3 separate regions of the Mus musculus genome follow, and regions 2 and 3 are each linked to region 1. A link is a loop called in an ENCODE intact Hi-C map of the cell type or tissue named here. Cell type or tissue: heart. All regions are shown on one strand. Links, peaks and the distances in the headings refer to the core of each region. The heading gives the core; the rest is flanking DNA.

What was found. A loop is a pair of places that touch in the nucleus more often than their neighbours do. Peaks named below come from ENCODE experiments on the same cell type or tissue, not always from the same donor. Only the 100,000 strongest peaks of a DNase experiment are listed, where the experiment ranks them.
Region 2: it touches region 1 in a loop (2.1-fold over the local background); 5 of 42 quality-filtered maps call a loop at or near these places.
Region 3: a loop joins it to region 1, with 5 times the contacts of the local background. A loop is called at or near these places in 4 of 42 quality-filtered maps.

What each region holds. Positions count from the first base shown.
Region 1 is chr5:92,804,027-92,814,541 of GRCm38, forward strand. The region is part of intron 2 of Shroom3 (shroom family member 3); the gene reads left to right. Among named protein-coding and RNA genes, the nearest start is that of Mir1961, 21 kb to the left of the region's middle. In heart, for the core only: no CTCF peak of the experiment used is centred there; a DNase peak (open chromatin) is centred at 5,265; H3K4me3 peaks cover 2,145 bases; H3K27ac peaks cover 2,752 bases.
Region 2 is chr5:92,754,009-92,764,523 of GRCm38, forward strand. All of the region lies in intron 1 of Shroom3 (shroom family member 3), which reads left to right. Among named protein-coding and RNA genes, the nearest start is that of Mir1961, 29 kb to the right of the region's middle. In heart, for the core only: CTCF peaks have their summits at 3,963 (motif pointing right) and 4,688 (motif pointing right); no DNase peak of the experiment used is centred there.
Region 3 is chr5:92,739,834-92,750,348 of GRCm38, forward strand. The region is part of intron 1 of Shroom3 (shroom family member 3); the gene reads left to right. Among named protein-coding and RNA genes, the nearest start is that of Mir1961, 43 kb to the right of the region's middle. In heart, for the core only: no CTCF peak of the experiment used is centred there; a DNase peak (open chromatin) is centred at 6,208; H3K27ac peaks cover 2,580 bases.

The DNA of each region.
Region 1 (10,515 bases), core at 3,234-7,233:
ACTGTGATCACTGACGTCAGCAGTGAAAGGCATGCCTTTTGATTTCTGTGTCATCAGTAGCACGTGTCCTATAATCATCAGGCAGGGAAGGGGCGATCCTTTGGCCTTACCCCAGCATCTTCCCTTTATCTCGTCAACCCTGTTTGAGGTGAGGTGCCATCAGATTGACATAAAAAAATGTTCACCCAAATGCAAAGGAGCATTGGTTTATTTGCCAGTGAGTTCACTCGCCCAGAGCATCCTGGAAAAATCTGACTCCTTCAGACACTCTGGAGTTCTCCAACAAATACAGTTTCCTATGAGGGTAAAAGAAAATGGACTGGAAGAGACCAGATGAGCTCACCAGGTTCCTCTCCCAGCTCCATGGTCAGTTTCCTTTCAGCTGGGAGCCTGCATGTGAGCGCTCCCGAAGTTCAACTGAGCTCATTCTGAAAGCCACCACGGTTGGAACCGAAGCCTTTTCTCAGCTGCACATCATCATTCCCGTGGCCCTTGTCACTCTCACTATTGTGATCCATTTGACAATGCTTCTGTCTTCCACAGACACAGCACAGCAGCTGGGGGAGTGGCTAAGTTGGTGACAGGCACCGGAGCATGAAGACGGATCCTAAGCACTTAGGAAAAACCTATGCATCTGTTAGCCAGTGCTTGGGGTTGGGAACAGAGACATGCAGGGCCTTGGGAACTCATCTGGGGTCAGTGAGAGACAGGATCTTAAAAAAGAAAGAGGGAGGTAGAGAGTAACCAAGGAAGAGTACTGGACATAGACTTTTGTTGTTGGTTTTGTTTTTGTTTTTCAAGATAGGGTTTCTCTATGTAACCCTGGCTGTCCTAGAACTCACTCTGAAAACCAGGCTGGCCTCTAACTCAGAGATCTGCCTTCCTCTGCCTCCCAAGTGCTGGGATCAAAGGTGTGCGCCACCACTACCACTCCCCAGCTAGACATAGCCTTCTTGCTTTCACATACACTCATACCCACACACCCACATGAATATGTCTATGTGTGCACACACAAACACATACACACACTGTGAATTCTATAAGTGATATGTGAAAAATATTTCTTCTGAACCTTTTACTGATTTTTTTTTGTTTTTGTTTTGTTTTGCTTTGTTTTTGTTTTTCGAGACAGGGTTTCTCTGTGTAGCCCTGGAACTCATCCTGTAGACCAGGCTGGCCTCAAACTCAGAAATTCGCCTGTCTGCCTCCCAAGTGCTGGGATTAAAGGCATGTGCCACCACTGCCCGGTCTGATTTTTTTTTTTTAAATAATGCCTAATCTACTGAATAAGCATCTAATATAAGCCAGCAATTGCTGTATGTACCCAGGACTCAAACACAATAACCAAGCATGCTTGTCCTAAAGAAGCTGACATTCTTGTGAGCACAGGCAACAGGCAGTACATACAACATGCAGACAGTTACATGTGGACTGTGCATAGCATGTTAGAAGTTGGCCAATGCTCTAGAAAAAGGAAAGCAGATCAGATGCCAAGAGGCTTTTTCTGTCTCCCCCATTCATAAAATTCCTTACGTTCCACCAGAGAGTATTAAGAACAAACTTCTCATTTTCAAAAAACCTACTGACGGACAGGTCTTTGAGCTTTGGGAATATGTCATAAGCATGCAGTCAAGAGGGCTGACAGGCATCCAAATCCACCTTACATACAAACTCCACCTGCCCCCAACTCCTAGAGAAAGGTAAACGTGCTGAGTTCAGCCAAAGAGGAGAAAGCGAGTGAAGCAGCCAGGCTTTTGCTCTTGGTGCAGCTTTCCCACCGAGGACCCTCAACTCTAATTGTAAACGGGCACCCCGAGGGACCTGTGCAAATCATTAAGGAAAATCCTTCAGTCGAGGCCGTCCATCACAAGGTAACATGAAACTCTCCAGCCTTTCAGTTTGTTTTTGAAAAGGTGCTCGGAAAATAGGGTATGCCACAGTCCAGGGGCTACTGGCTTTTAGGGAAAAGGAAAAATAAAAACATCATATTCTGTCAAAGACTCACCTAGGTGCGCCATCATGCCCGGCTTGTGAGAGCAGGTCTTACCTGAGCTATGGTTGGTGGGCAGGGAAGCAAGCAGTCCTGTGTGTCCGGTTCCTCTGCTAAATGAAGAAGATTCCTATACATTCCAATGTGAGAAGCTTGTCTGTATCAAAGTTGTTTATGGTGACTGTGAAGGGTGTCTGTACTTGATAACTTTCCATTGCTATAACTAAATACAGTCCAGTCCACCTGGCATCCTGAGTGCTGAGATTAAAGGTGTGTGTCACCATGCCAGCCATAAAAATTAATTTATATTAGTATAAATTTATGAAAATTAGTACAATATTATCTTTTAGTAATATAACATTAATGGAGATATATTAATATGAATTTGTATTAATATAAATATAATATATGTAAACATATATGTATATAATAACTACCCTCTTGAGAACTTCATTAATGCTTTTCAAGGTAGGACTCCCAGTGGCTCAGTCCATTACTTTAGTCTATTAGACTCTTCCTAAGACTCTTCCTGAAACGTGCATGTGCGCACACACACACACACACACACACACACACACACGCACGTGCACTCATACATACTTGTGCATGTACATACACGTACACCCCCCAACACACACACCAGGATTATCACTCTGAAGGCAGCCTCTGACTCACAAGCTCTGAGAGACACATACTCTATGAGAGCCACAGCTACCTGACTGGAGGACCCCAGGCTTTGGTGTCCCGCCTGTGAGAGACAACCTGACTACCTATGACTACTGAGAGTGAAGAGACACACTCTGTTGCCTTTGGTTGTGATGAAGGAGGGGAGAACAGCCCTTTCTCTAAGGGATTGTGTTGAGTGGGTTACTGATATTATCATCCCCAGTCCCCACATCAGATAGGTGTCCATATCAGAGAAAAAGAAACGGAGGCATTTAGCAGGTTGTGTGGCGTCACTAGTGAATGTCAGTCTGAATCACAGGGGGTGTGTGGGCTTTGGGGTCATCTCCCACAGGAGACCCGCCTGTTCCCTGCTGTTCCTTGCCCTACATGCTATTAAATGCTTAACAGGTTACTCTTACCTTCCTCGTTTTTAAGGTTGGACTAGTAATTACAGTGTTATACTGATGATTCAAGACCGTCACTATGGCACACACGGTGACAACTGTGGTGAACTACAGGTTTAACCACAAGCAATTGTTGTTGCTTTTGTAGTGGACCAAAGTCAGAGGTCACATGCTGCGATCTCCTTCTGTGATGGGGCAACCCCCACCATCACCACACCCACTGGAGGCTTAACCCAGAACCTCACACATGCTAAGCAAGCTCTCAACGTAAGGGAGCTATGGCCAACAGAGCCAGACTAGCAGGCCATGGCTGTTGACTTGAGAGGATTTGAGCCCCCTTCAACCCCACCCCACCCCTGGGAATATTGTTGTTTGAGGAATGGCATTCCCACTAGAAGGCTGCTGGGGAGAGACAGATATCAGCCATAACCACTGGTCATTCTGCACCCTGGAGTTGGAGATGAGGACTTGGTCAGCAAGCGGGAAGCTGTAAAATTGGACACATTCAAGATTAATCAGAACCTGGATGCTCTTGAGCTCTGACAGACCAGGGTTAAGAAGGGGGTACTACTCAGACGTGGCCCTTGAGGAGGCCATAAGATAGGGAAAGGAAAACAAGACCATTTTTGGTTTGTTTTGACAGGGCTTCTTGGTGTAGGCCTGGCTGTCCTGGAACTTGCTTTGTTGACCAGGCTGGCCTTGAACTCATAGAGAGATCTGCCTGCCTCTGAATGCTGAGTTTAAAGGCTTGTGCCACCACACCCAGCTCAACTTCGCCTTTCTAAAAGGAAAGGTAGGAGTAGGTTGTGTGTGTGTGTGTGTGTGTGTGTGTGTGTGTGTGTGTGTGCGCGCGCGCGCGCGCATATGTGTTTGCTGGGAATCCAACTCCACCTTTCTCACTCTGGCTGAACAAGTATTGTATCACTAGGCTATCCCCCCACCCCAGAAGGCTGGTTTTTGTTTTTTGTTTTTGTTTTTTCCAAAGTAAGACTATCTCTATAATGCAAAACCTACCAGAAGTTCTCTTTTTCTGATAAGATTTTTATCAGACTTATCTGGTTGCCCCAACCAGAGCTCTGATTGTAACCTACTTGCATCCCACTCCTTGCATTTCACAGTAAGAGCTAAAAGTAGCTCTGGGGGTCGAGTGGTCAGGAGAGACAAACGGTGCAGAGAACGTCTTTAAGTGATCTTTCTCTCATCTCTGAAGCACACTGACATCTTGGGGACACTTTAGACTTTCCCCGTGTCTGAACTGTGCTTGCTACGGAGTGTGCCTTGCGATGTCTTGTGAGAGCGGTAGGGCATCTGCACGTTTGTTCCGTTTCCTCTCACCTAAGAAATAATCTGAAATCAATCTCCATTCTTTTTCAAGGAAGTTCATGAATTGTCTGTGAAATTTCAATGTTCCCTACATACACACACACACACACACACACACACACACACACACACACACACACCATAGCATCCCAGACAAATGAAAAGCCATTTGCATACCCAGGAACTCAGGCGCACTTGGTTTTTTTTTTTCTGTGTGCGCTGTTCTCTCTTTCTTTGTGTCTATGGTTACTGTTAAGCTGACCCCTACAGTCTGGGGCAAATACCAAACTTGAATCAAGCGCTGCCTAGCCATACAGCTGCAAAGGATTGCCATTTCAAGGGCGTACAATGGCTTCAGCTGGCTGGGTTTTAGGGTGTCCGGGACAGCCCTGCCCACAGTGGGATGCGGTGCCCACTTCGTTGGAGTTTTATCTGTTTTCACATCTGAGGTGATTTTTTTCCCCCTCCAATATTGGATTTCATTGTTCAGAACGGTGACTGTAAAAAGATCTTTCTTTGTATTTGTGTCTCCTTGTCTCCCAGTTTCTGTAAGAAAGTCTCGCTTGCAAAAAGCTGTAGCTAATAAAAAAAAAAAAATGGAGTTCCATCAGCTGCACAGGGATCTGGGCGTCCAGAACCAGGCAGAGGAGGCGAGAAAGAGCTTGGCCTTGCCTTCGTTGCACAGCGGGTTTGAGTGTTTGAGGACCCTGGGGCGGCGCCGTGGGCGGGCAGAGAGAGAGTTCTTTACCGGACAAACAGTTCTAAGGTGCCTGGAGCAGGGTTGCCCGCGGGCACGGTAGAAACCGGCTCTCTTGGTTCTAGCCAGTGAGCGGACGTCCCTGACATCAGGGGGCCTGCTCCTGTCAGCCAGGCCAGCAGGCGATTGGCTGGGGAGAGGCAGTAATTCGAACCGCCTTTGTACTTAGCTAATCAGGGCAGCGCAGGTTCCAGGAGCTGAGGTGCCTGGTGTCAGACACCTGTGTCTTAGCTCTGCCTCCCTAGAGCTGGCTCTCCAGCCTGCAGTCGGCCTCTGTGCCACCTGCCCAAGGCCCCAAGGCCGGGTGGACCAGCTCGACTGTGTGTCACGCCGGACAGACGCATCCAGCAGATCACTGAGGACAATGGAGATACCTGAGTTTCCACTTCTGTGAGGTAAGGTCTGTTTAAGTCGGTTATTTCTCCCCGACGTTACTTCTACAGTGATCTCGACAGAAATACCAGTATGGAGACTATAAACTAAGGAGAGACAGAGCCTTTCTGATGAAACCGACTTATCCAGCTGGCAGATATGCCAGTAAAGGGTGAGAGGGACCTAACAGATTGCAGCGACCCTCACCACGCCGTACACTTACTGCCACTGGATGAGAATTCACTCTGTGAGAGTAAAGGGACTTTTAATTAAAGCAAACAGATCTATATACCGACTTTTGAGAAAATGCAAACTGAGGCTGGACGACTTGGTGGCTCCAGGGTCTGACCTCCATGCTTCCTATTCTGATGTGAGCTGTTTTTCCGTTCTCTTTAGCTTCAGCTGGTGTGAAGGGAGGGCTCGTCTCGGTTCCAGGTTTATTCAGCACAGGTGACTTAGGGAGGGGATGGGACGGTATCACCGGGCTGGGGTGTGCCCCTCCCTGTGTTCCAGAAGTTAAGACTCAAACCAAGCATCTAAACTGGAGTAGTGAAGATGCTTAGGAATGGTGGGTCCTGTCTCTGCTTCCCACAAGTCCTTCCAGGACCATCCTAAGTTAGAGCACTTGTTATCTGAGGAGTTGGTGAAAAGATTCTCGGGTTCGAAACCAGTGCTGCCTGTCTTGCTCTGACTAGCAGGAGGTAGTTTAATCTCGGGTTTTAATTTGTTTTTAATGAAAATAGTTGACAAATAGGTAGGGGTCCTTTTATAAGTCAAGGGATCCTCAAGTGATGTTGAGCCCTTCCATGAAGGGAGCTGTTTACCAGTTCCCAGAGACTCTAGTCAAGTAGTATAAACCACGGTGGGGAAGAGAGATGAAGGCAGAGGAAGGTGAGAAGCTTCAAGCAGAAACGCTATGTTAATCATCCCGCCATGTGCCTTCTCCAGCGGTTTAATCAGTTGGAGTTTCCCATCTGTGCTGTTAGCTAGCCTATCTTTATAAAAGCATTTCTCTGTAGCAGCAACGTGCAGGTAATGAATGTAAATACTAAATACGACTGCTTTGACTGGGAAAAGCCCTAGCAGTGACATCACTTGTCAGGTAAGATGTCACCGCCAACAGGCACATTGCTATAACATGTGTGCGTTTGGTTGATGAGAGTTTGGTATGTAGGTTGATGTGTAGGTAGTAAGATAATACCAGGTGCTGGGAGACTGGGAAGAAATGAGCACTGAAAGCAAAGTAGAGGATGAATTTTATTTTAAAATTCCACCCCTGGCTTATGAATTACGACCAAGAAAATGTAGAAATCAAAAGCGATGTCCAGAAATAAGGGTCGGTCAGTTTTGTATTGGAAGGAATCAATGCAATATTTAGTCAGTATTTAAAAAAAAATGTCACCATTAAAAATCTCAATGTTTTTAAAAGACACAGACAGGAGAAAGTCAATTGAAAAACTTTGTCTCTACATTTCAAACTGTGCTTAGAAAGTCCCTGTACATTTGTGCCGAGTAGGAGGGCACCAGAAATATATAACTGAACGCAATCAGTAGAGTAACTGGGGTGGACACATAGCGACTTCATTCCAAGAACAGTATCTTTAGAGAGCTAGATTGGGGGTGTGTGGGGATTAAGTATCTAAATTTATTGTTTCCCCGGAGACAACCATTTTTAAAAGTCTCCTTCCTGGAGCTGTGGAATGCCTGCTCACTCCCTCCTTGGCTGTGTGGTGCTGTGGACAGCACACAATGGAGCTCAATAGAACTGCCCAGCCCCCTCCCCACATGGTGCGCCCCACTGGCTGGCTTGAAAGGTTCAGCCCTATGAACAGAAGGCTACAGCTGGCAGATACTTCCTCTTAAACCACTTTCCTCTGCCTCTGCCGCGGTGCCTGCTCGTTGAGAGCAAGGGAGGCCCAGGAGTTCAGCTGAATAGCTGGCCAGAGTCCTCTGCGTGATTCAGCCAAGGCATCTGATAGGTAAACTGAGGTTCAGCCAGCCTGGACATAGCACCCCCCCACCCCCCCCCCACCCCCCCCCCCCCGCACACACACACACACACACCTGGACTTGATTAAAATGTCACCGACTGGCATCTGATTAGACCAAATCTTTCTAAGGCATGCTTTTATAAACAAACAAACAAACAAACAGACCACACAATAATTCAAATGGTTCTATTCTGGGATAGTTGGGAAATTGTCATCTCAGATGGGAGATTTTGGAAGGCAAAAGACCTAAGTAAGATGGACAGACTGGATTCTGGGGTGAAAGCCAAAGCCAAGGCGGCTGTGCATCTATGGCAAATCCACTAACCCCACAGACAGGAGAGCTCCCCCTCCCTCCCTTCCCCAGCCAGATGCACAGAAGGAAACTGGGACTTGGCTCTGCGGTCCCTGCATGGTCAGGTGAGCCCTGGCGACAGGCTCCAAGGACAACTTTGCTTTTGCACTGCAGGCCAAGAAAACTCTGGGATGGAATGTAAATGAACTCCACCCGAGAAGCTATGGCTTGCTTTGTTTTTTATTTTTTACTGGGTCCCAAAACTTCAGCATGAGCGTGAGCAGTACAGCTCGCCACCTGGGACTGTGAAGCCTTCGGGTCAGCACTGGGAGACAGCCACACAGGTGGTGGGCTCAGGAGCTGGACGCCAAGGGGAGGCGAGCAGCCAGCTTCTGCCCTTATCTTTTGCTTCTTGGTAGCTGAGGGTTTAGTGACCTTACTTTTAGGCCACAATTTCTCAGTTGCTCATTAATCACGCCTCACTGACTTCTTCATCTGATAGCAGGTAGGTCAGGATCATTATCCAACTTTGGAAGACAGAGAAAGGGACAAAGCAGAGTGATTTGTTCAGTTATGATAACAAGGTGGAATAAAACAAACCAGCCACTTCTCTTCCTCATGTAGCCCAAGTTGCCTCCAAACTTATTAAGTGGCTGAAGATGACATTGAACTTGCCTCTGAAAGTAGAGATAACAGGCCTGGGTCCTGGCGCGCTCTCTCTCTCTCTCTCTCTCTCTCTTTCTCTCTCTCTCCCTCCCTCCCTCCTTCCTCCCTTTCCTCTCTCTCTCAACCTCTCTCTCCTTCCTTTCTTCCTTTCCTTTCTCTCTCTTTCTCACTCTCTCTCCTTCCTTTCCTTTCATTTCTCTCTCCTTCCTTCCTTCCTTCCCTCTCTCTCTTTTCTTTTCTTTCTTAAAAACAAAATTAGAAATTCTTCAACTTTTCTCTCCCCTAGCCCTTCTGTCCTGGCACTAAATCTGCTTCCATAAGAAGAGTACCGGTGTCCTGGTGTGAGGCAAAGCTTAAAGACAAATGATCGGTTACACTGGGGTGTGTCCTTGGGTGTATACACAGGTGTGCCCACCTGGAGCCACATCTAAGTGAGGTGACACCCTTCCCCCCAGCCCCCCCCCCCCAAAACATATGATCCTGTCATTTATAACAAATTTCCACCCGGGTCCCTTGACCAGAGAGGCCAACAGAGGAGCTGCGGGAGAGCCAGTCTGAAGGAGGCCTGGGGTGCTGTCTCTGAAGGTATGCCAGGAATGTTAATGGTATGCCTGAGTGGCGGGCTTCAGAGATCCGGCTTGGCCTGAGAACTGTTCTTGCGGCCATCTGTTGTGGCCTAGAAGTCTCATAGCAACGGTGGTGTCTCAAGAATGGAGCCCCCCCTCTTTGTAAATTAAAATTAACTAACACAAAACCCAAAATTGCTCCACTGCCCAAGAAGAATCAGGACAGGATTCAGATTCTTTCTGCAGAATGATGAGCGTTTCAGGAAGAAAAGCCCCCGCATCCTTAAATTCTGTTCTTTAAATGAGCAATTTGTACTTGCTTTTGAGGTCTTCATTTTTCCTCCCCAGGGGCAGAATGCTTTGCTTTTTTTTTTTTTAAGAAGGAAGTTTAAAACTAGTTGCTCGAAGCTGTGAGCAAAATAATTGGCAAAACTAAAAATATTGTTTGATTAAAAAAAAATGGTCAGAGTGTTGTGATTTCCTGGCATTTGTTGTTCTTCATAACCCAGTCAGCAGCTGAATGCCTCCCCACCCGCTTTGTAACAATATGAGCTTCTTAGCCTGGCCCTTTAATAGATGAAATGAACTTCAACAGATTAATTGTATTGTGACAGTATATGTGCCCAAGGAGGGAATTTCTTGAATCCGGGCAACTGTGGACCTCAGAAGGGAAAGAAGTAGTGGTTGCAGTTTAACATGTGCGCTGTCTCTGCTTTTGTCTCACTAGGGAAACCACTTTCAGGCCAATGTGTCAGATATCTGTAACTGGAGTTACAGACAGTTGTGAGCTGCCGTGTGGGTGCTGGGAATTGAACCCAGGTCCTCTGGAAGAGAGCAGCTAGTGCTCTTAACCACTGAGCCATCTCTCCAGCTCTCTGAGTATACACGTTTTTGAACACAGGGACATGTGCATCACTAAGTTGACTCCTGAAGTATGTTTATTCAGGTTCAGTGTCCACCCCTGATGGTTTAGGGCAGTCCCACTAAATCCCACGAAAAGGCACTGGCTGAGTTTTGTTTTCTGGAATGTAGGTTTCTAACGAAGGCAGGTTCTCTGTGAAAGGCATGTTCCCTTGCCTACTCTGGCCCTTCTCTCTTGTGTAAAATTTAAGCAGCGAATATTTATGGAGCGACGCGACTGCCACGTGTCCCGTTGTCTTTCTGTCTACTGGATTTAGAGTTGTGAGCACAAGTGACCATTCTGGTCAAGGATCACAGATAATGAACAACAACAACAACAACAACCATTCAGTTGTGCTGATGGGTTTGAAAGTAGTCATTTCTGCAGGGAAACAGAAGCAAAAATAGAACATATATATTCTATTCTCAAGCAAATGCTTGAGAACTTGGCTTATAAGATTTTTTTTTTAAGATTTATTTATTTATTTTTATGAATGGATGAGTACACTGTAACTGTCTTCAGACACACCAGAAGAAAGGCATCAGATCTCATTACAGATGGTTGTGAGCCACCATGTGGTTGCTGGG
Region 2 (10,515 bases), core at 2,052-6,051, 51 kb before region 1:
CATCAGATTGTGGAGACTAATAAATGCCCTTAAAATAGTTTGTGGTATTTACGGGTAGGAGGCATCTATTGAACTTTTGGCCAATGACTCAACAACATGCAATCCATTCCTTGCCCTGGAGGTTCTATTTGATGGCATAAAATGTCTAATTGGGGTTTTGTCTCTCCTATTATATGATGACACCATTTAAATTCCATGTGTGTATGTATGTGTATGTATGTATTTTTGTGTGTCTATATGGAATTGATACATATGAAAACATGTTCTCAGAGGCTAGAAAAGGGTGTCAGGTCCACTGGAGCTGAAGGTGGTTGAAGGCCCCCTAACATGGGTGCTGGGAAGCAAACTCTGGCCCCCTATAGGAACCTTAAGTTCTGTAAGAACTATTAGCCATTGAGCAATCTCCTTAGCCCTGGGCTAGACTTTTCATTGGATATTTGACAATGACTAGAGACTTTAAAACAAACAAACAAAAAACAAAACAAAACTATGACTTTAATCCCAGTCTGTGTCCCTGTTAATTGTAAAGTAATTGCAATTATCCTCATCTCCTAGGTTGTAATAATTAAATCAAAGTAACAGGTCGCTGGCCTTAGGAGAACCTCAGAGTTTGCATATCTTTTTCTCTTTCCTCCTCCCTGCTATTCCAGTCTCTGTCTCATCTCATGATTGGGAGTTCTGTGGAGGGTCTCAGGGAAGAAGTGAGACTAATGTGAAAAAACCCTGGGGCAGGGAGAGTTGGAAAAGACATTATGGAGAGACAGAACAGACTAGAAGACTGTGGTCAGCCCAGAAGACCATTAAAAGTGTGAAGCTGAAATGGAAGATGATTGCTTAAACCTAAGAGTTCAAGATCAGCCTGGGCTACATAGTAAAAACAAATTCATGAGCTTTGAAGTAGGTTAAGAACCACTAGATGGCTCTTTATTTATTTTAAAATTTAAAATATATTAAAATTTTTAAATGACGTGTGTTGTGGATAGCTCTGGAGCTGATTATATTTGATGTTAATTCCGTTCTATGAGTGGCTGCAAACAAGGAATGAGTCAGCACTCAGGTGATTTCCTGTAAACCTGCTTCCCACCTTAATTTGTAAAATAAAGGAGAGCTGACAATTGGGTAGAGGAGCAAAAAGACAAGAAGGAGGTTTGAGAGAGAGCAAGGAGAGGAGGAAGAAGAAGAAAAGCAGAGCAGAAGCACACGGCCTGGAGATTCCGCAAGTTTTAAGGGGTCTCATAGATAGGGAAGCTGGTAGTGTAGCAGTAGATCTACCCAATCTAGGTACACAGCATGTATTCATATTAATTGTGTTGTGTTTACATTGCCAGGGCATATTTGGATTGGAGATTTACCTCAACAGACATGTATATTTGTAAGACAATGTGTGGGCATGTGCACCTGGGTGCAGGTGCTCACAGATGCCAGAAGACAGTGTCAGATTCCCTGCGGCTGCCCTGGCAGGCAGTTGTGAGCTGCCGGATGCTGGTGCTGGGAGCCAAGCTCAATTCCTCTAGAAGAGAAGCCTTGTGTGCTCTTAAACAGTGGATGAGGCATTGCTCTGGCTCCTAAACTGTTTTTCAAGACAGTGTGGGCATTTCGTGGGTGAAAAAAAGCTATGCAGATGGTATCTGTAAAAATCAGAGTTAACCGGGCGTGGTGGCGCATGCCTTTAATCCCAGCACAAAGGCAGGCAGATTTCTGAGTTCGAGGCCAGCCTGGTCTACAAAGTGAGTGCCAGGACAGCCAGGGCTACACAGAGAAACCCTGTCTCGAAAAACAAAAAAAAAAAAAAAAAAATCAGAGTTAGTCTTCCACTTAGAAGCCCAGGTAGTTAGGAGGTAGGAAGGGTTACAGAAAAGGAGGTTGGAAAGCTGCTGCCCTTTCCTGACCTGAGACTGACAGCTGCTAGGAGTAGAAGACTAATAAGTGTGAGTAAAAGAATATCAGGTGAGCAATGAACATACCTTACAGACAGTATCTTCAGCGGCCTGCAAGGGTAGGGTACAGTGAGAATTTAGACTTTGGTTCTAGAATGCTGATTACTATGGTTTTGGGAAATTGTCACTATTTAACAAAAATTGAACAACTTCTCAGAGTCATGGCTAGTGTCCTAGACTTTGTTTCTATAGATAGGGAGAAAGGTACACAGTGGACTGGTATGTTCATTTCTAACTTGACATCCTCATTAGAGGGTTCTTGAAATGGGGAGGATTCTGTAAAGAAGGGGGTTTCTTCCTCAATGATCTCCAAACCTGCTAACATCTGTCTAGCTACCTACCACTCTCCTCTCAAGAGTTGTGACCCTAAAATCATTTAGAATATTTATCTGACTGCTCTAGCTGGCTTTGGGGGTGTAGGGAAGTTTAGGGTCTTTACTCATGTTGACTTTCAGGCCCTGGAGGGTGATCAAGGACACTCAGAATTAGATTGTCCTGGGACCACTTGAGTATGAATCAACTGTAAACAAGAGTAGGTGAAATTAAGACAAGAGTTGAGTACACGAGGTCCTGCCATTAATAACACCGGCACTAGCGTTGGAAAGGATTTAACGCTTTCCTGATGAAGATCCTGAAGTCCAGCTTTCCAGCAGTTAAGCAATGAGAGGGTGGTGGTGTTTGGCATATGTAATGGTTTGAATGAGAATGTCCCATGTAGGCTCAGATATCTGAATACTTGTTCTCCATTTGGTGGTGCTGTTTAGGAGGGCTTAGGAGGTGCAGTCTTGAAGGAAGTATATCACTAGAGTATGTCAAAAGCCTTCTCGTTTGAGCTCACTCTGTCTCTGTCTTTCTCTCTGTCTCTCTGTCTCCCTGTCTCTCTCTGTCTCTATCTATCTATCTATCTATCTATCTATCTATCTATCTATCTATCTATCTATCTATTTTGTGCCTGTGGCTTTGAAGACATGAGCTCTCAGCTTCCTGGTCTGGCCACCATATCTGCCTCCTGAAGCCATGATGTCCCTCCCATTATGAACTCTAACGCTCTGTAGCCATAAGCGAAAATGAACTCCCTCCTATAAACTGCCTTCCTTGGTCATAGTATTTTACCACAGGAACAGAAAATGAACTGACATAGCATGGCTTTAGTCTGAGTTGTAAATATTGTAAAGCAAGGAGACATAAGCAGAATTATCAGGAATAAATATAAAAACAACAATATGCTTATGGCTAGGAAAGGGGCGAGAGTTCTTTAATTTGATTATACCTGAAATGGTTGTAATTACCTCACATGTCAGTAGCCCCATTATTTGCTTTATATTATCAATTATTAAAATTTTTGGATATTGTTTCCCAATGGAAACTTGTGAAGGAAAGGGTTTAATTGGCTTATATATCCTGAATCACAGTCCACTGTGGGAAGCTGTGATGGTTTGCCTAGAGAGTGGCACTGTTGGGAGGTGTGGCATTGTTGGAGTAGGTGTGGGCTTTAACACCCTTGTCCCAGGTGCCTGGGAACCAGTATTCTGTTGGCAGCCTTCCGATGAAGATGTAGAACTCTCAGCTCCTCCTGTACCATGCTTGCCTGGATGCTGCCATGTTCATGTTCCTGCCTTGATGATACTGGACTGAACCTCTGAACCTATAAGACAGCCCCAATTCGATGTTGTCCTTTATAAGACTTGCCTTGGTCATGGTGTCTCTTCACAGCAGTAAAACCCTAACTAAGACAGACGTCTAGGCTGGAGCCCAAAGTGGGCGGAAACCTGGAGGCAGGAGCTAATGTAGAGACCACAGAGGGGTGCTGGTTACTGGCTTGCTTCTCATGGCTTACTCAGCCTGCTTTCTTTCTTTCTTTCTTTCTTTCTTTCTTTCTTTCTTTCTTTCTTTCTTCCTTTCTTTCTTCCTTTAATAGTTTATTTAATATTCACACTGGAATTTTTTAAAAGATTTATTTATTATTATATCTAAGTACACTGTAGCTGTCTTCATTAGCACCAGAAGAGGGCATCAGATCTCATTATGGATGTTTGTGAGCCACCATGTGGTTGCTGGGATATGAACTCAGGACCTCTGGGAGAGCAGTCGGTGCTCTTAACCACTGAGCCATCTCTCCAGCCCCTCAGCCTGCTTTCTTATAGAGCCTGGGATGACCAGCCCCGGGTGGCTCCACCCACAATGGACTGGGCCTCCCCTGTCAGTCACTTATTAAGAAAATGTTCTACAGGCTTGCTTGTGGCCTGATCTTATGGAGACATTTTCTCAGTTGATATTCTGTCCTCTCGTGACTAAAGCGTGTGTCCAGTTGATATGAAACTAGCCAGAGTGTGGCTTCACTTGGAAGCATGATGGAGGAAATTCTTCCTGTGTAGACCTTCCTCTTTGTAGAGTGGACACTGGTTAGAGATCACTTGGCAGGGTTTCCATGGCCTTCCTGAACAAAAGGACAGGTGGCTCCCCAGGGATATAGGACATTTTAAGAGACATCACTTAGTCCTCTGGAACCTAGTTGATATTGGAGAGAAAGGGTCAAAATATTGTCTCTTTTAATCTCTCTGCACATATATAGGGCTCCAAGTATAGTTATTGAACACCCAGAAGGCCATTTACTCTGTTCTGGCACTTTTAGCTACTGTGTAATATTTATATAAAGCTTAGGTAAAATCCAATATGTAGTTTTTTTTTCATCTTGTGTGTAGATACATCATCTGAATGTATGCTTGTACACCACATGTTTGTGGTGCCAGGAGAGGCCAGAAGAGGGCATCAGATCCCCTGAGCCTGGAGTTATAGATGCTTGAGACTGTCATGTAGGTGTTGGGAATTGAACCCAAGTCTCCTAAAAGAGCAACCAGTGCTCTTACCTCTCTCTAGCCAAATCCAGATACTTTAAAATAAATCTTGCTTAGCATATCCAAGTGTTATCTGGCACATGTCTCATAAAACCTACTCAGCCTTGGTGGCTTGATTGGGCTCGCCAGTTTTCTTTCCCATTCTGGAAACATACTCAGCCATCTTGACCTCTAGACACAAAGTCTTGTTTACTGAAGGCATGTCATTTCCATCCTTGCATCTTTCTAGCATTTTTTCCTTCTGTTTCCCTTTTATTTTTAGTTCCTTTCTTCATACTGTAAGACATAGTCACATCAACAAATAAATTCATCACCTGACTTAGCCATTGTTCTATTGCTGTGAAGAGACACCGTGACCATACGACTCTTAATAAGGAAAGTGTTTAATTGGGGCTTTATACCGTTTCAGAGGTTTGGTCTGCTGTCATCAGTGCAGAAAGCATGGCCGCAGGCAGGCAGACATGGTGCTGGAGAAGGAACTAAAAGTTCCACATCCAGGTCAGCAGCCAGTAGGAAGAGAGAGCCACGGGGACTGACTTGGGTTCTTGAAACCTTAAAACCCCACCCCCAGTGGCATACTTCCTACTTCCTTCGACCTCATCCAACAAGACCACATCTCCTATTCCCTCCCAGGAAGTCTGGATATCCCTTTTCAATCAGCACACCACCTGTGCTGGCTAGTTCTTTTGTCCAGTGCCAAGCAGTTACTTTCTCCAATGGACCATAGAAGAAAGAGGAGGAATCCCATGTGTGGGCTGGATAGGAGATCATTGAGTTCCACAACATTTAGCAGAGGCACATGAAAAGTATGACGTCTCAAAGAGGGCAGTGGAGGTGTGGAGGCTGAGAACAAGCAGGCCTGGAGATGTCAGAGGGGTGTGTGTGTGTGTGTGTGTGTGTGTGTGTGTGTGTGGCAGCATTAAGACTAGTACACTCTGCATCTCCCACCTTAGCAGCTTCGTCTTTATCTTTTCCTACATCAGCTCATGAAAAGTCACACTGCCAGCACAGTCAGCTGCCTACTGGGTACCTGCCAGACTCTGGGGCTGTGCTAGAGGCCTCATTGCATCTGAGCTTTAATGTAGGACCTGCAAGATAAGAATTTCCAGGGGAGGCTGGAGAGATGGCTCAGAGGTTAAGAGTGCTGGCTGATCTTCCAGAGGTCCTGAGTTCGAGTCCCAGCACCCACATGGTGGCTCAGGACTATCTATAAAATGGATCTGATGCTCTCTTCTGGCATGTAGGTGTACCTACAGATAGGGTGCTCATATACATAAAAATAAATAATAAATCTTTTAAAACAGAGGATTCAACCATGAATGTCTAGTAATCAATTATCACCTCCTTATTCTGATATAGGAAAAATTTGACCTTAATACATGGCAAAAGGCATCCTATAAGTCTAGTCTATGATAGATGACCAAGTGTCATCCTGGCCTTGGTTGCTTAGTTACACCATCAAGCATCTGCCTCTGTTTGGTAAAAGGCTGCCTGGTTTAGAATTCAGTTAGGAGGGTTATGATGATTTTGACCTCAATTCTGGATTTGAATTTTGGCTCTGCTATTAATAACGCTGTTAATATTAACCCAGGAATCCTTGGATGGCAAAGACTGAGTGTCATCCACAGAAGAAGGTATTTGTTTAAGTCAAGTGGGCCCAGAGTAGGGAGGGAAAGACGGGGAAGGAGGGCGTCTTTGTAAGCCTTGGTTTGCAAAAGGAAAATGGGTGAACTCAGAGATCAGCATAATGAACTGAGGTCCAGAAGAAACGCATAGGCTTGTCAGGGTGATGGGAAAAAAGGAACAGAGGTTCTGAAAAGTGCCGGAGGTCACAAAAGAGGGGCCAGGACCTGGGTGTAGACAAAGAACCGAGCAAGGACAAAGGGCCACCAGAACCCCAAGAGTAGGGCAAAGCCAAGGACCTCCCAGAACTCTGACAGAATGTAAGGGAAGATGGACCGTGACAGTGAGGAGAGGCGCAGCTGTAGCGGGGCGTGGCCTGACCACTCTGAGGGTTGATAACAGAGTGGGTGCCAGAGTCTCTAAGGCAGGAGAGGGGCTTAGAGGAGGTTATATGGAAGGCATCAGAAAGTAAAGATAGGTTTTAATAGGTTTGTTACACAGTCTACTTTAAGTCCCCTTTAGTTTAGGAGCAGAGTATTTACTTCAGAGGACTCACAAAGTAGAAATGACCCAAATGCCTCTATCCATTCACGGAATACCATTTAGTATAGTAAAAAAGCAATTTGTTTGTGCTAAAGTCTGAATGATCCTTGAAGGTATTGTGAAGAAGGTAAGTGAAAGAAGCCAGCCACCAAAGGCCATGTACTATATGATATAAAATATCCTGACTAGGCAAGGTGATAAAGCAGACTTGAAGGGGCGGAAGAAAAGGCTGGCTTGCTGCTCTTGCAGAGGACCCAGATTTGGTTTCCAGCACCCATGTGGCAGCTTACACCTGCCTGTAACTCTAGTTCCAAGGCATCCAACATCCTCTCCTGACCTCTGAAGGTACCAGCTATGCGTGGTGGTGCACGTGGATTCATGCAGGCACTCACACATAGCCATTAAAATTAAGATCATTTTAAGTAGACTTTTGTGGAGCTGACAGCAGTGGGAAGATGAGCTGGGGGCTTGTGCCTATAGACATGGTGGTTCTAGGGAGAGTGATAAAAATATTCCAAACGGGGCTGGAGAGATGGCTCAGCGGTTAAGTGCACTGACTGCTCTTCCAGAGGTCCTGAGTTCAATTCCCAGCAACTACATGGTGGTCACAACCATCTGTAATGAGATCTGATGCCCTCTTCTGGTGTGTCTGAAGAGAGCGACAGTGTGCTCATATACATTAAATAAATAAATAACTCCTTAAGAAAAAAGGGAGAAAGACAATCACCCTTTAAAAAAATATTCCAAAGTCACTTATGATGGTGTTTGTACAACTCCATGAATAAACTAGAGCCCCAATAGGTTGTGTATTTTACAAGGGTGAGTGACCTTTACAGCATCTAAGTTACATCATAAAGCCAACGTAAGCCAAGATAAGCGGAGGTGGTCAGAGAAACCTTTGATGTTAAGACAGGGACGGCATATTAGTGGTGTGCAGAGTGAGAGCCTGACCTGGAAGTGCATATGGAAGCTACCTAGGCAGGGAGCCCGGGAAGACAGTGTTAGAGGGGTCTATAGGTCATGGGCATCTACAGTGGGAGCAAGAGTCATCCTGGCAGTAAGTCTGCCGGTGATGCAGGAGAGAGAAGTCTCCATGGAATGAGGAGGTGGACCTGAGGGCTTGTGGATACCACAGGAAGCCTTGTGTGTGGGGTTGGGGTGTGGGAGTAGGGCTGGGGAGTGGAACGGAATTCTGATAACAGGAAGTTCAAAGCCAAAGGGTGGTTAGAGGAAGTCTGGAATTTGGGTCTAAAGGACTCAGAGAAATTCTTAAGGACCTGGAGCCTGTGTTTATTTCCTCTGTTCGTTCATCCACACAGTGTGTGTCTGCTCTACCGCTGGCACTGCTGTCTATTTGTGGACTCCTTTCTGTAGATGGTGCTGGGTGTGGTAGAGGGGACTTTGAAGGCCTAGGTGTCCAGAGACTATATAATGACTTCGTTTCCAGTAGTTTTACCAAGACATGTTGCCCTGAAGGTGGCTGGAGGGCTATGCTGATCAGTGTGCAGCTTCCCACCCACCACTAGCCTCCAGTGTTTAATTACACCAGGGAAGTTTCTGCCTCCATTTGTTAAAGGGTTGCCTGTTTAGACTCGAATGGGAAGGCTGTGATGTACTTTGGCTTCAGGTCTAAGTCCAAATTTGAATTTTGGCTCTGCGTATTTATAACTGTCGACTTGGGCGTGGTCTTAATTAGAGTTTCTATTGCTGTTATAAAACAACAGGACCAGAACCACCCTGGAGAGGAAGGGGTTATAATCTTTCATCTAGGGAATCTAAGGCGGGAACTCCAGACAAGGACCTGGAGGCAGGCACCCATGGTTTTTCCTCATGACTTGCTCACCCCACATAGCACCCAGATCCATCAGCCACAGTGAGCTGGACCCTCCCATATAAACCATCAATCATGAATGAAGAGAATGCACTGCAGTCTCCCCCACAGGACAACTGGTAGGGCCATTTTCTCAAATGAGAGTCCTTTTTCCCAAATGACTCTAGCTTGTGCCAAGTTGACATAATTGTAGCCAGCATAGACATCTTATTTAATATTGCTCTCTTAGTGTTACGGTTGACAAAATGTTCGTATATGCTGGTGAGAATGGGTCCTCAGTATCCTAACAGGTGGAAAACACGATGTCTTCTCTTCCTTGCCTCTGTGACTTCTGTTGTTCCACCTGCCTGCACTTCCAGGGTCCATGTCTGATCGGATGCTCTCTCTAGGCATCAGCTAAGTGATTTAGCTGATTTCTGAATTGACGGAGCCACTGTGATCACTAACTTAGCTATACCTTGTAACACTTCTCAGTGGTTTGGGGTGTTTTGTTTGTTTGTTTGTTTGTTTTAAATTGGGCTAGAGGTGTGTGTGGTTCAGTGGTAGAGTCTTTGCCTAGCAAAAACGTAAAAACAAACAAACAAACAAAAAACTTCAAGTGTTTTATAACACATTTCCAATCTTTTACTGCTGGCTACCGAAAAGTATTTGCATTCCTGATTTACAAAGGAAAATTCAAATGACTGAATATTCTTAGTGTTCACTGGGCTGTTTTCCTGCATGCCTTACATGCATTCCTTGACTTAATACTCTTAACAATTCTGTGAAGTATTTCTAGCTTTATCTCATATGAAGGGAACAGGTCAGAGAGCTCAAATAACTTGTTGAAGGTCACATAACTTCTCAGCCTGGGGGAGGATTTGAACGCTACCATCTGGCTGTAAAGTTTAACCACCATATGGCCTCTGAGAGATGGTAAGTAAACAAATCATTGTTGAGAACCACAGAGTGAAGAAACCCTTCTGCTGGTTGGTGCTCCGGTATCTTTCTGGCCTCTGGAATCTCCTACAGCTTGTAAATATTGGAGGCTCACGGTGATGACTAAGAAAATACTATTGTTATCTCTGACAGGCCTGAGGTATCCTTGGGAGTTTTATTGCTGCATTTCCGTGTAGCTCAGCTACTTCTGAGAATTCTTTTGCAGGGACAAAGAGGCCATTTCCTTGGAGACAATGGTATTACTAGGCACCCTTGCCACAAGACATTCCTGTCTGCTACAGGCCAAGTTCCAATATTAATATATATATATATATATATATATATATATTGTTTTGTTTTTTGAGACAGGGTTTCTCTGTATAGCCCTGGCTGTCCTGGAACTCACTTTGTAGACCAGGCTGGCCTCGAACTCAGAGATCCACCTGCCTCTGCCTCCCGAGTGCTGGGATTAAAGGCGTGCACCACCACGCCCGGCTCCAATATTAATATTAATATTAAGCCATGTGTGATGGCACACACCTTTAATCTTAGCACTTAGAGGTAGAGGCAGGCAGATTTCTGTTAGTTCAAGGCCAACCAAGTCTGCAGAGAGCTCTCCAGGGCATCCAAAGCTATGTAGTGAGAGACGCTTACTCAAACAAACAAACAGACCAATATTAATATTAAAAGTAATTCTGTGGCCAGGAATGATGGCACACACCTTTAATCTCAACCATCTACTGGAGAGGCATAGGCAGGTATATATATATCTGTGAGTTTGAAGCCAGCCTTGTGTATATAATAAGTT
Region 3 (10,515 bases), core at 4,646-8,645, 63 kb before region 1:
GGCTGGTGGTCCTGGGTTCTGTCAGAAAGGCTGAGCAGGCCGTGAGGAACAAGTCAGTAAGCAGCATTCTTCCATGGCCTCTGCATCAGGTTCTGCCTCCAAATTCCTGCCCTGCTTAAGTTACTGTCCTGACTTTTTTCAGTGAACAATGTGGAAGTATAAGCCAAATAACACCCTGTCCCCAGTTGCTTTTGGTCATGGTATTTTATCGCAGCAATGCTAACCCTAAGACATAGTACTTTGCCATATGTGTTTAATCTGAATCTACGCAAGAGGAAATGATAATTAAACACAAGTTTGGAGAAAACAAACAAGACAACTGAACTCTATAAAACAGTTACTATCTGGAAAGAAAAAAATATGACAAAAGTCAGGCTATTGTAGAAGAAGAAGTCTTAGGAACATGGTAATTAGGGGCTATAGAGATGGTTCAGCCCTTAAGAGATCCTATTTCTCCTGCAAAGGACCTGAGTTCAGCACCTAGCACCCACTTCAGGCAGCTCACAGTACCTGTAACTTCAGCTCCGGGGATCTGACACCCTCTTCTGGACTATATTGATGCTTGAACTCACATGCACATACCCATATGTAAATATACATGCATTTATTTTAAGTTTAAAAATAAACCTTTAAAAACACAGTAACTAAATATGATAAATGATCTTTGATTGGATCCAGTTTTGTTTTCTCATTTAAGCTATAAAGGCCATTCTTGAGTTTCTTGGGAGGTTTCAAAGTATACTCTATGATATATGATAGTAGAATGCTAATATAAGCTTTTCCAATGTGATACTGTGGTTATATGAGAAATTGTCTGTTCTCTTGGAATATATAAACTAAAGTATTAAGAGATTATGAAAAACAGTATGGAGGTAAATCTTTCCAAAACTGTGACTACTAAAACTACCATATATCCCATGAATTCTGCTGCTGACTATAGATCCAAAGTTTGCTAAAAAAACAAAACAAAAATAAAAACGATTCTTGTACATCCATGTTTATTGTAGCACTACTCACAATAGCTAAAGTATGGACCCAACCTAGACTTCCATTGGTGGATGAATGGATAAAGAAAACTTGGTACATAGAACAAGTGGGCTACTGTTCATTCATAAAAAGAGTAAAGTCATTGTCAACTGTAGCAATGTTGATGCTGATGAAGGTAGGTCCTGATTTTATCATTGAGCTCTGAAGTTCAGTCAGTTAGGGGTATTGAATATATTTTGACTTATCATGGTTTCAACTTATGATGGTTTTATCAAGACACAGCCCTGTGGTAAAGCAGAGAGCATGTACTGGCTAGTTTTGTGTCAACTTGACATAGGCTGGAGTTATCCCAGAGAAAGGAGCTTCAGCTGGGGAACTGCCTCCACGAGATCCAGCTGTGGGGCATTTTCTCAATTAGTGATCAAGGAGGGAGGGCCCATTGTGGGTGGTGCCATCCTTGGGTTGGTAGTCTTGGTTAAGAGAGCAGGCTGAGCAAGCCAGGGGAAGCAAGTCAGTAAAGAACATCCCTCCATGGCCTCTGCATCAGTTCCTGCTTCCTGACCTGCTTGAGTTCCTGTCCTGACTTCCTTTGGTGATCAACAGCAATGTGGAAGTGTAAGCTGAATAAACCCTTTCCTCCCCAGCTTGCTTCTTGGTCATGATGTTTGTGCAGGAATAGAAACCCTGACTAAGACAGAGCACCAATATAATTACTCTAAAGATGAGACGGGAAAGGAACATGCATAGTGTAGCAACATGGGGTATTTTCTTTTTCCATGTTAGAGATCACACCTAGGACCACATGTACATGAGGAATGCTCTACCGCTTAGCTACTTTCCCAGCCTTAAATGGTGAAGAGTCCACAAGTTTCACTGGACCTTTCCCTTTCAAAGGTTTGGGATATTAAAAAAAAATCCTTCAAAATAAAAACTGGGTGTGGTGTGTGTGTGTGTGTGTGTGTGTGTGTGTGTGTGTGTGTGTAATTCCGTTATAATAACCAAGAAAACTATCCCTTTGCCTTCAGGGTGTTTTAGGGCAGGTGCTATGGTGGTATCTGTGCAGGGCTGTGGGGGGTGGGAAGCAGAGGTGGCACAGCTTAGGAACTTAGAATGCATTTCTGTGAGGAGTGAGAGCACAAAGATTCTTCGGGACCATGGAGGGGTCAGCTGCCAGGGTGTGGCTGGTCTGGGGAGGTGCCAGATGCCCAGAGTGTTTGGTGCAGGAATGGAAGTTGGAGACAGGCAGGAAGCATTCTATAGAGAAGCTGGGCTTTTATCACGAACACCAATAGGCTGTGGAACTTTAGGGGACCTGTGACCTGGACAAATGGTTTGTTTGAGGGCTAGTGGTGGGGTTTGGGGGTTGGGAGAGGTGGAGAAGCCTGGAAATAAATAGCTCTAAAGTTGGTGGGACAATGGAGCAAGCCAGATGAGAAGTAAGACTTAGCAAGGGGGAGATCAGGCAGTCGTTAATGGAAAGCAGAGGGTTATAGGAAAATTTTTGGTTTTATCTGAAGAGAGACTTTGGTGTATACCCAGGAGAAGGATTCATCCGAGGGTTGGAATGGTCACCAGGGAGCAGCAGTGATGGGTGAAGCAAGTCCTAGGGCACACAGGACTCCACTAAGTGGGAAGAGCCTCGTCGTCATGGAGATGATGAGGCAGGACCTACACAATAAAAGAGAGAGGGAACCTTGGACATTTTCAGGCCATGGTGAGAGCCAAGGGAGAGACAGGCATCAGCCAGGCAAGGCAAAATCCAGGGAAGTCTGCTTGTGAAGGACAGGAACAGAGACATGAGTTAGCTTTCCAAAAGGATGCCAAAACACAGGCACACCAGAGGGAATTCTCATGCCCAAAAGGGTCATCAATGGCTGGAATGTGCAGAGAGCGGACCATAGCCTTATTGACTCTCTGGACTGGAATCCTAACATAATTAATGAAACAGTACTCCCTGCTCCATACACCTGTGTGGGAGGGTGTTTGGTTTCAGCACCAACCCTTTCAAGAGCAGCTTCTATAACTTCATGGCCAGAACTCCAGGGAAACAGATGTTCATGCCATTCATCGTTCCTGGGCACATGGACAGTTCCTGAGAGCTTGGGTTTGGGTGGGGGGGGCATCTCTTCCCCATACCTCGGTGTGAGACCGGCCCTCCACAGGCTCTGGCTGTGGAATTTAACCTGCATGGAGGCTTCTAGAAACAGTGGTCCAAAGATGGACATACCTGAATTCAGGCAGAAACCGTTTCCTCTGTCACTGGCTTCTTTCCCCACCTCCTAGTTCTGTTTTACAGGTGAGAATGCTATTAATATCTGCTCTGTGTTATTCCCCAGCCTCCCTCCTTCCAGATGAGCCCAGCATCTCAGCCCAGTACACATCTAGCCTGATAGAGTCAGGGGTACAGTAACTGCTAATCCTGGCCCTGGCTGGACAATGATGGAAACCTGGGCACAGCTGACAGGAAATAATTAGTTGGTCCATGTGGAAGGGTCTAAGCCACAGAAGTTTGCAGCATCCAGATTGAGTTTTAGGGCTGACAATGTAGTAAGGTTAGTAAAGTATTTGTGTCACATACATGATGCCTTGGGTTTCTCTCTAGCACCAGATAAACAGAGAACAGTGGCACATGCCTCTAATCCCAGCACTTGGTAAGCAAAGGAGGGGAGATCAGAAATGCAGAGTCATCCTAGCCTATATTCCAAGTTTGAGGCCAGCCTGGAATACATGAGACCTTGTATCAGAAAATAAAATATAATTGAAATGTAAAACTAATTGTGATATAGAATGTTGGGCATGATACTACCAGCGATCTGGTGTGCCTTTTACCTGATGGCTCAATCTTACATAATTATAGAACAATATCAAAGCCAAGGATTTGATGCTGGTATGATGTACACATGTAGTTCCATGTAGCACAGCCAGGACACAAAACTGTTACATATAGTAAATGTCTCCCTTGCACTATAGTTGTACAATCTACCCACCCCTTATCGTCCCCATCCCTAACCCCTGACCACCATGTTGTGTCTTCTATTTCTAATTTTGTCATTTAAAAAATGTTATACAAATATTCCCTTAAATTTCTGAGTAATAAATATTTCATGGTTTGAATGTTCAACAGTTTGTTTGACCATTTAACTTTTGAGGGATATCTTGGCAGTTTACAGCTTGTGCTATTACTATTATTACTACTATTACTATTACAAACTGATGGGAGGCATAAACAGATCATTACGTGTGCATGAATTTCCATCTCTCTGACTTAATTCTCCGGGAGAACATTTGCTGGATCATAGGATAAGTATATGTTTGATTTTCAAAGAAGCTACTAAACTATTTCCAGAGTGACTGATGATCACATTTTAGGTTTCTCCCATATTTGCCAGAATTTGATAAAACTTTTATTTTAATTATTTTAGCAGCTGTGTAATGACACCGCAGTGTGGTTTTAATTTGCATTTCCCTAATGACCAATGATGTTGAATATGTTTTTATGTATTTACGATAAGTCCTTCACATCTTTTGCCTATTTTCTAATGGGATTGTTTTCTTTTTAGGATTTTTATTTTTTATGTATATGGGTGCTTTGTTTGCCTGTGAACCATGTGCATGTCTGGTACCTAAGGAGCCATAAGAGGGTGTCAGATACCTTGTCAGATAACTGGGGTTACCAATGGCTGTGAGCTGTCGTATGATGCTAGGAATCAAACCCAGGTCCTCTAGAAAAGCAGCCAGCTTGTGTGTTCATATGTTTGTTTGTTTGCTTGTGTGTTTTTAGGCAGGGTCTCTATAAATAGCCTTGGCTGCCCTGAAATCCACTCTGTAAACCAGGCTGTCCTGGAACTCACAGAGATCTACCTGCAACTGCCTCCCAAGTGCTGAGATAAAAGGCGTGTGCCACCACGCTGGGTTAAGAGCAACTAGTGCTTTTAACTGAGCACCTCTGATTCTTCTCTTAAAGCAGTTTGCAAATTGTTTTGTCTGAGATAAAGTCTTACCGTGTAGCCCTGGCTGGCCTTGAACTTGCTGTATAGCCCAAGTGGACCTCAAAATCAGCTGCTGCCTTGGTCTCGGGAGTGCGCTGGGGCTATGGGCATGTTCCAGCTCCAAGTTCTTTGTGCAGTATCCTTCAGAGCACTGTCAGTTGTGGATTCCAAGGCCATCATTGCTTCCACATGGACATCAGCCCAATCTTTCATTACTCAGCACAGCCACACCTTCCCCGTAGCACAGTGCAGATGGTTTTTCTGACTCTCTGCTTCCTCAGCCATTTCCTGACCCCCAGAATCAGCCTAGATTTTGTGTCTAAGCTTCTTCTTGACCTCAGGATATGTTGTGGACTGCATGAAAGGTTTAGAAATTAGACATCTTTCCCTGGACCCACATGTATTGTGAAAATATAGAAGCTAGGTAGTTGCTGTGCATTCCCCACCCTCACCCCTGCCTCTAGTGTACCAACCAGTGTGATGTGTCTCTTATCCTGAACAAATGGGAAAGTCGGTGTGGTAGTCTGAATGAAAATGGCATCTATAAGCTCATTTATTATTTGAATACTCAGTCCCAAGTTGGTGGAACTATTTGGGAAGGATTAGGAAGTGTGGCCATATTGGAGGAGGTGTGTCCCTGGGGGTGGGCTTTGAGGTTTCAAAGGCCCATGCCATTTCCCGTTAGCTCCCTCTGCCTCATTTTTATGGCTAGGCATGTAAGCTTTCAGCTACTGTTCCTGTACCATGCCTGCCTGCCTGATGCTGTACTCCTTACATCAAGGCCATGGACTCACGCTCTGGGTGGGGCTGTAAGCCCTCACAAGCTGTTTCTTTTTCAAGTTGTCTTGGTCATGTTGCCTTATCACATATTAAAAAAAAAAAAAGTAACTAATACAGTAGTGGACTCTGGAAACAGGACCCTCTGAAAAATCCTGGTCTCCTTTGAACGTCACCAGTTTGCAGCAGTAGATGGCAAGGAAATATGGAAATGTGGGCGAGCCAGCCACAGGAGGAAGTATTAGGTGTACTACCCACCAGGACAATAGCCTTCACTTGGCAGTCAGTGTTTCTGGAAGGTTATTTTTAACTGCCACATCATAAAGTAAACGTTTGCCCTTGATAAGTGCCCTCCCTGTTCACTGGCTTGTTCTAAACTCTGGTCAGAGAGATTACCGGAAGAGCCCAGGAGTGATAGGAAAGGGGAGTCTGGGTGAGGGCTGCCAGCTGAGATATCCTTGACAGAGCAAACAATCAACCTGCCCTGTGTGCTAGAGCTTGCGTCACCTGGTCATGAGGGGCAGTGGAATTTGTGGAATGGATTGTCCTCTTGTGGTCACCCAATATCCCCGAATAATAGGAGCACACATTCTTAGTTTTATGTAAGAGCTAATAAGGACTGCTCTGCCCAGCTGAGCAGAGGCAGGGATGGCAGCAGATGCCAGCCTACATGCCTTTCTATCCTTGCTTTCTCCTTCCGCTCTCTCTTAACCCCAAGGAAGAAAAAAATGAGGATGGAAAGAGGAGAAAAGACAGACCCACTGTACAGGGGTCATTAGAAGTGTGACACAGCTGTTGGCAGATAAATATGGAGAATGGAAATACAAAAGACTGGGTTTCTCACTTATTAGAATGTCCCTTCCCTCCCTACCCCTCCCTCCATTCTTCCCTCCCGTTCTTATTTTATTCTTACATTCTTATATTCTTATATTCATTATATCCCCAGCTGGCCTCAAACTCCCTGTGTAACTAAGGATGCTATTTTCAATGTCTGACCTTCCAGCCTCTCCCTCCAGGGTGCTGGGATTACATGTGTATGCTACCGTACCTGCTTTATGAGGTGTTGGGCATGGAACCCTAGGTTTTCAGGCATGCTGGCCAAGCAGTCAACCAGCTGAGTTCATCCCGCGTCCAGAACTTTCCTTTTGTTTCACTGTTGAATTTCCTCAGTGACTACCTTCCTACAACAAAGGACTGAGGGATGATGTAACTATTATAAGCTGAGATCATCTGTTTAGATTTAGGAACTGAGAAAATTGCCTTCTCCAAATATAACATTTGAAGGTTGTTGTTGTTTTTTTCCTCCCCTACATATAATTAAAAATCAACTTCAGCTGGGTGAGACAATATAAGACCTTGATAATTCTGCTCTAAACAGTTCAGAAGTGAAAAAGTCAGGGTTGCAAATTTCCAGACATGCTTTGCTTTGTATGGCTTCAAATTTTTTTATTTACTTATTTTCTTATTTAATATATATTGGTGTTTTGGCTGCACATTTGTCTGTGTGATGGTGCTAGAAGCCCTGGTACTGGAGTTACAGACAGGTGTGAGCTGCTGTGTGGATGCTGGGAATTGAACCCGGGTCCTTTGGAAGGGCAATTGGTGTGCTTGACAGCTGGGCCATCTCTCCAGCCCATGTGGTATCAATTTCTATCTGAGGCCGGCTCCAGTGTTTCAGAATTCATCTCCCCAAAGCAGCTCTTTCTTCCTACAACTCCTGAAGAGGGTCCACAGGGCTGTCTACAGGGCCCAGGAGTGGTTGAGCAGACAGGGGGTTGTCAAGGGCTGCTTGGCCCAGGCTTGCCTTTCAGAGTTGATTCCAGCAGCAGGGTGGTGGGATTAATTGCTCTGTGGATTTAAACGCCATGAGTGTTTGCAATGAAGGATTTGAGGACAGACAAGGGGGCAACAACTGAAATGTTATCACTGCATCTTCTAAAAGGTTAGTCCTACCTTCTGAACTGAAGATAAAGTTTGCTTAAGAGAGAATTTAACTCATTCTGAAACGTGAGGCAAAAACATCCGAGTAACGATAAACTAATTTATACCAAAATGTGTGAACCCAGGCAGGAATAAAGTTGCACAATGCCAAGTGTCAGGTGAGCTAAGAAGTCATTTTATTTCCCTGCAATTGAATTAAATTTACTCATAAGCCCTAACTTCTGCTTATTAACAGAAAACTTTGTCTTTTCTGATTGAAGATAAATTCACTTACTTCTTGCTTAAAACTCTATCTTTTATGAGTTCTTAGTCCATTCAGAATATTCCTTTTCTTGCCATTCATGGTTCTGCAGCTTCCCATGTAAGATTGCAACACCAGAGGCTATGAAGTCCCCCTGTGCGGACATGTCTTGTAACATAGCTTTCACTTTGGATTCTGCCCCACGTTCCACCCCCCAGCTAATGCTCACAGTCTCACCCAGCTTTCTGCTCCTAGTCTACAATTTGTCAGAGCATTTCCAACCTTCTGGCATTTTCTTAGCCAAACTCTCGCTCAAATGGACAAGGAGGATGTGGGGAGCCATGAAGAGACCACAGGGGCTCTTCCATCGGATGCGTGGGCATGGGAGAAGCATGAGATGGAATTATCTATCTGGTGCACTCTCCATGAACACGCCTGTGACTATTGTTACTCTAACAGAAACTCATATTGACCTACAGATCTCTGGGGATATTTCCTTACAGAATTTCCAGTGGGGAGCTGAGGCCCGAGTCTTATTCTGAGATTCCCCAAACCAACTGAAGTTTCCGTTGCTTGCATCCCTGGGGTTTTTTACCTGGAAGCAGCTGCCACCCTGACTCTTTACTCTCCTTCATTATTCATTATTCCGTCTCCAGCACCCTGGGGTCTCCTTGTTTTCTCTACTCAAGGGTTCCCTACAGACAAAGTGATATAAGGATATTTAAGGCTACGATGGATATTTAAGCCTAAATTTTGATGGAGACCCTAGGGTATTGAGTGTCTCCTAAGTCAGTTCAAGGCACCAAGCCCACGTGTACTGCAGGTGGCCGGCTTTTCTTTTTCCTAATTTTGTGTGTGTGATTTTGTTTTGTTTTGTTTTGTTTTGTTTTGTTTTGTGAGGCAGTGTTCCTCCTTGTAGCCCTGACTGTCCTGGAACCCACTGTGTAGACCAGTCTGGCCTCAAGGAACTCGTAGAGATTTTCTACCTCTGCCTCCAGGGTGCTGGGATTGAAGGTTTGAGCCACCACATCCAAGTGAAGTTCTCATTTGTAACGGTGAAAAGAAGACATAGGTTTGTAGGTTATCTCATTGCTGGAGTATTTGTATAACATGTTTTTTAAGTTTCTGCCTCAGCCCTTATTAAAATAAAAGTGAGGACGAGAAAGGCCCTGTCTGTAAGTAGTATTGCTTGCAGGACAAACCAGAAGGCATTTGGAAAAAACTCTGGTGGCTTCTGTGGTTTCTTACGTGGTGCAGACTGACACAGGGTAAAGTCTAGCTACACACTTGGAGGCTGTCAAGTCACAGCTCTTATCCATTTCTCTCTTCCTATGTCATCAGCTTCATGAACATCCTGCAAGTTATGGTTGTAGCATTAGGCTACATCGGCTTCTAGAAGGTCAGTGGACAGCACAGCCTGACTTCATCCTTCAGGCTGTATCTCGTCTTCATAGGCTTGTAACCCCAGTTCAGGGCTTTCCTTAGCCAACTCCCACCAAACAGGAGGAAGATGTGTGTGTGTGGCTGCCTTCAGTCTCTGCTGTTGTCTTTTATAGGCAGGCAATGTGCCTGCTGTTCTAGAAGAAGAAGCTACAAACACCAGGTAGAGAGTGTAACTGGAGAAGAGATCCAGGGAGAGAGTTTGTCTCTGGGTAAAGCCTCGTGAGCTTTCCGACTCAAGTTCATGCAGGATTCCATGGAACTGAGTGTGGAGCATCCAGGAGCAGATTGACAAGTGCCCCAGCGTAAAAGTGCCTCCCTGTGCTGTCACATGAACAGTGCTCTGGGGACCTGGCACTGAGCATGTAGTGTTTAGGGGAAGTAGACTCAGACATATAAGAGCAGGAAATTTGCTGAGGCATGTACTTGCTCTCTCATGTTGATATGGACACTGTGACACCGTTTCCTGAGTTGTGACCAATAGCAATAATGTTTGCTTAACTTTGCAATTTCTGATTTCAGTATTCTGAATGTAACATATGTTGGATTTTTTAAAACAATGGCAGTATAGGATTTTCTCTATTATATATAATAGATAGATAGGTAGATAGATAGATAGATAGATAGATAGATAGATAGATAGATAGATAGATTTGGTTTTTAGAAACAAGGTTTTTCTGTGTAGTTCTGGCTGTTCTGGAACTCTCTCTGTACACCAAGCTGTCCTTGAATTCACAGAGATCTACTTGCCTCGAATTCCTGAATGTTGGGATTAAAGGTATATGCCACCACTGCCTGGCTACAGGATTATTATTAAAACATTATCCAAAAAGTGACCCTGAAATAATTTTGGGGGAACATTTGAAAATTCAATCCTAAGATATAATTCAGTAGTCGGATATGGATTTAACAGATTTGTATTTGTAAGACCCAGCTCAATATCTTTTTTTTTTTTTTTTTTGGTTTTTTTTTTGAGACAGGGTTTCTCTGTGTAGCCCTGGCTGTCCTGGAACTCACTTTGTAGACCAGGCTGGCCTCGAACTCAGAAATCCACCTGCCTCTGCCTCCCAAGTGCTGGGATTAAAGGCGTGCGCCACCAACACCCGGCCCCAGCTCAATATCTTGCATCAAAAAAGCAAA